2 separate regions of the Mus musculus genome follow, and region 2 is linked to region 1. The links are chromatin loops, found by intact Hi-C in ENCODE. Cell type or tissue: left cerebral cortex. All regions are shown on one strand.

Region 1 (2,500 bases):
CCTCTGGAAGGAAAAGGCTAATTAACATTTCTCAGACCACGGGGGTGGGGGGCACATTCCACATGGCTAACCCTGCTCACCTTCAGACAGGGAAGTCCTTGTCACCTCATTCCCTAAAGACCAATCAGTTTAAAGGGTGCACTGTTCCACCAATCATATTGTGCCTAGTTGCTGATGCTCTATTTTGGCCCTGGAAACCATATAAAAACTGGCCGAACTGCTGCTGGTGGTCGCTGCCTCTCCTTCAGGTCTGGGACGACCCCAGTGCACTGGAACAATAAGTTCCTCTTGCTTTTTGCATCAACCCCAGCTCCACATGGTTCACTCAGGGGGTCCCCAGTAAGCTAAGCTTCCCCAGAGTTTTATGCAAGCATGTGTCACCACATCAGGCTACAGATTCTGAAACATTTATTTATTTGTTTGTTTGTTTTTCGAGACAGGGCTTCTCTGTATAGCTCTGGCTGTCCTCACTCTGTAGACCAGGCTGTCCTCGAAACTCAGAAATCCGCCTGCTTCTGCCTCCCAAGCACTGGGATTAAAGGTGTGTGCCACCACTGCCTGGCTCCGAAACATTTTTTTAAAGATTTGTTTTAGGGCTGAAGAGATGACTCAGCAGTTAAGAGCAATTGCTATTCTTCCAGAGGACTCAGGTTCAACTCCTGGCAACCACATGGTGGCTCACATTTGCAGGGATCTGCCACGTATACACTATATATATGTGGCTGGTGCACATACATACATACATACATACAGGCAAATCACTCATATGCAAAAATACATTTTTAAAAAAGGTCTATTTGTGTGTTGAGTAGGGGTGGCTGCACACGTGTAGTTGCTGAGAGAATCCAGAAGAAAGTGTCAGGTCCCCTGTAGCTGGAGTTACAGTGGTTATAAAGCTATCCACTGAGGGAAGAGAACTTTGGTCTAGTGCAAGAGAAGTAATGCTCTTACCCCTGAGCCATCTCTCCAGCTCGAACTTTTTAAACGTTCTAATCAAGGACCCTGAATGTTAGTTTCACACTGGCCTCTGTCCTCCCGGCACAACCAGCCAACTGAATTCCAGGAGGCGTCCAGGGCAAGCCAAGAGAAGACAGAGGCAGCTGATGGAGAGGTTGAGGGGCTTATAAGAAAGGGCATGTGGCTTCTCCCCCTCTATCCGACCCCACTCCGGTAACTGTCAGCTGAAACAGCTACCTCGTAAAAGACTGGCAGGTGTACCACCATCATCACCACCATCACCCGGGCCCCCGGCCCCCATCCCTGCTTCCCTACTTCCCTGCCCCCAAGGAACAATCCTAACACACCTGCAGAATACAGTCAAAGGAGGTGCAACCGGAACATAAACTGCGCATCAGTCAGCCAGTCATGTCTGGCCCGTGGTTCCCAAGGGCTGGTTTCTAGCGCCTGTGACACTGCACAACACGTGTAGCTCCGCAGAGCTCTTTCAGCACCTCCGAGGGGCGGGCGCCACCTGGTGGTCACTCTGAGATCTACTCGAGGCCACGTGCTCTTAAGAGCAGGGGAGCTAGGAAGGCCAATTCAGCACTGGGGAGGTGGAGGCAGGAGAATCAAGAATGCAAGGCTAGCTTTGGCTACACAGCGAGCTTGAGGGCAGCTTAAGCTACACAAGACCCTGTCTGAAAAATAAAACAAAACCATCAAACAAAAAACCAAACCCAGTAGCTAGGGAGATGGCAGAACTTGTTAAATTGGGCTAACATGAGGACTTGCATTGAGATTCCCAGCATCCATATAAAAGCCAAACAGCCATGGCTGCCTATATAAATCAGCTAGACCCCAAAGCTAGCTGGCCCACCACATTAGCCTAACCAGTGCCTTCTAGGCACTGAATAGTGAGGCTAGTGCCCTGCTGCAATATTCAAGATGGAGAGCAAGAAGTTCCCAGGGCAGACATACACACAGCCACACACACCCACATACCTGTGCACACACATGGATGTGAAGAAAGAGAGGAGGGAGGAAGAAAGAGAAAAGAGGAAGAGGGAGCCAGTGGTGGAGCAGAGATGGTGAAAGTGAGGCACCAGGTGTGGATGAGCGAACTTCCCTCAGTTCTGCATTTGCCCAGGAGGAACAGCTTCATTGAAGAAGCACAAAGAAAAGGCAGCCGTTGAGAAAGGGAGTCTGTGTCTGCCGTGAGAGGATCAGAGACCTGCGGGGACACAGAGCAAGGCAGGAGTTCGGGGCCAGCAGAGAAGAGCTTGCTCTCACCGGTGAACAATGTGGCCTTGTTGGGGCTGGAGGAATAACTCAGAGGGTGAAAGGCAAACCTGACAACCTGCGTTCATCAAATATCCCCCAACCACAGATTTGCACATACATAGGCCCTCACCCATCCACAGGTAAATCATTGGGTTTTTTATAATAGTTTGACCTTGTTCACCAGCACAGGGAACAATACTGAGGCTCTAGAGTATAGACTTGAGACCCTTGTTGCACTGGGTACTTAATACCTGTTGTCCTGCTAATTAAGGTCAAAGTC
Region 2 (2,500 bases), 93 kb before region 1:
CTGATATCCAGCACCCTTCTATAAACCATCTACTTGGTGTTGGCCATAAATAAAGCACAAGGCATGTCCTCAGAGATTACTCTTTCTGAAAAGTTCTAATCTAGGCAAAGGAAAGGGCTCCTTGAAACTTATTTGCTGTTACTCATGGTCGCTGCCTCACGTTTATTAGTTTCATAGGAAACATTTGAGAAAGTTTTATTAAAAAAAAAAAAGGAAGCACTTATGTGCATCTCCTACCGATGCTCAGCCTACCATGCACCAGGCCACCTGAGAGACTTCTCCAAAAGAAATTCCCATGGCTGGGGTAGGAAAGCCTCTGCCCTGCTAGTACAGGCCTGAGTCAGATCCCCAGAACCCGTGAGAAAAAAAGCCAAGTGTGGTGAGATGGGCTTGACATCTCAGCACTGGGAAGAGGAAAGAGGGAGCTCTGGGCCTTAGTAGTCAGTCAGCCTAGCCAGTGACAGCCGCTGTCTCAGAATAATAAATTAGTAAAAATAAGGTTGACATCATCCCTCTGGCCTCCAAATACACACTCATGCACATAAGCACACAAGCAAGTAAATGAATATGTGTGTGTATGTGTGTGTGTGTGTGTGTGTGTGTGTGTGTTACTTGCATGTGTCTATGTACAAGCTTATACCGAGTACCAGAAGGGGGCACCAGATCCCCTGAGACTGTAGTTGTAGGTGGTTGTGAGGAATGAAAACTGAGCCTGGGTCCTCAGAAAGAGCATCCAGAGCTTTCAATCCCTAAGCCATCCCTCCTGCTGCTGCAGCTGCAGCTCCTGCTGCTGCTGGTCTTTACCCACCAACCCAGTGAGCACTCAGGAAAAGAGAAAGAATGAAAGACGGCTGCGAGCAACTTGGCCATTTAGATTTTACAAGCATCAGGAAAGTAAACCTTATTGTCGATTCTCTTCTCAATAAGGCTGGGGTTGGCTGAGGACCAGTCAGTAAGGGATCTCCCCCTGTGGGTTTGCATCTTCGAAGCAAAGGATGAACAGAAACTGGAGCAGCAACGCAGAGTGCCTTCAGGTGGGGATGTGCCTGAATAGATGCTCCTCTGCCACCGTCACTGTGCACAGGTTTAATTTAACCAATTTTTTTTTTTTACAGTCACTCAGTGTGGCAGAACTGTACAGGGATAAAGGAATGTTTACCATCCAATGCCCAACCCACAGCAGTCCTGTTTTCCTCGTGTAGAATCAAGACTGAGCATTGGCAGCCCCGCTGTCTCATCAGGCAGTGCAGGGCTCTTCAAGTTGCCATGGCAACAAAATACTCTCATCCCCATTTTTTTCTCTTACAAACTATTCAAAAGAATGAAATGTCATGCCACTAGGCTCTCTCCCACTTTTCAACTTGAATTACTTTGGAAACTGTGTATTGTGAGGAGCAGGCTGGAGGTTCCTGGGGTTGAACACGCTTTTGTGGGTAACCCTTGGCAGCAATCTAACTCTCCTATGCTGAGCAATGCCCACCTCGGGAGCTCAGCTCAGGGAGAAGTTGACTTGAGCACACTAGGTCCTCCACTCACTATGACTTTAGGTGCTTCTGCGTTTTCTTAATGAGAGAAAAAGGACTATGGTTTCCATAACAAATTTATTCTAGCCCTGTACCGTATCACTTTGCTCAAGAAAAGCTCTCAAAGGAAACCAAAGCACTAATTACAAAGCAAAGGTGAAAGGGCTTCTTGGTAGTGTGGAGTCACTTCGGCCTAGTCACATGCTTGTGGCTCGGAATAAACACAGCCAAAATTAAAAAAAAAAAAAAAATACTGATTACCACACAGGCAGATACTGTAAGGAAAGGGGTGGGGGAATAGAGTCAATTCTCTTTCAGTTTAAGAAATATCACATGAAACTCAAGAAAAAGGAAGACTATAGTGTGGATACTTCTATCCATCTTAGAAGGGGGAACAAAACACCATGGAAGGAGTTACAGAGACACAGTGTGGAGTAGAGACTGAAGAAATGACCATCCAGAGACTGCCCCACCTGGGAATCCATCCCATTTACAATCACCAAACCCAGACACTTTTGTGGATGCCAACAAGTGCTTGCTGACAGGAACCTGATATAGCAGCTTTCTCCTGAGAGGTTCTGCCAGTGCCTGGCAAATACAGAAGTGGATGCTCTCAGTCATCCATTGGACTGAGCATAGGGTCCCCAGTGAAGGAGCTAGAGAAAGGTCCTAAGGAACAGAAGGGGTTTTCAGCCCCAAAGGAGGAACAACAATATGAACTAACCAGTACCCCCAGAGCTACCAGGGACTAAACCACCAGCCAAAGAGCACACATGGTGGGACTCATGGCTCCAGCTGCATATGCAGCAAAGGATGGCCTAGTCGGACATCATGGGTAGAGAGGCCCTTTGTCCTATGAAGGCTCTATGCCCCAGTATCAGGGAATGCCAGGGCCAAAAAGCAGGAGTGGGTGGGTTGGGGAGCAGGGGGAGGGGGAGGGGAGAGGAGATTTTTCGAAGGAGAAACTAGGAAAGGGG

Evidence for each region. Peaks named below come from ENCODE experiments on the same cell type or tissue, not always from the same donor. Only the 100,000 strongest peaks of a DNase experiment are listed, where the experiment ranks them.
Region 2: it touches region 1 in a loop (8-fold over the local background); 6 of 42 quality-filtered maps call a loop at or near these places.

Annotation. Positions count from the first base shown.
Region 1 is chr6:82,701,436-82,703,935 of GRCm38, forward strand. Gm32425 (a long non-coding RNA gene) reads left to right here. Exons shown (of 3, transcript XR_377779.4): 2 at 2,087-2,360. Among named protein-coding and RNA genes, the nearest start is that of Gm32534, 12 kb to the right of the region's middle. In left cerebral cortex, a CTCF peak has its summit at 1,482 (motif pointing left); a DNase peak (open chromatin) is centred at 1,469.
Region 2 is chr6:82,608,297-82,610,796 of GRCm38, forward strand. No RefSeq gene overlaps it. Among named protein-coding and RNA genes, the nearest start is that of Pole4, 43 kb to the right of the region's middle. In left cerebral cortex, no CTCF peak of the experiment used is centred here; a DNase peak (open chromatin) is centred at 1,228.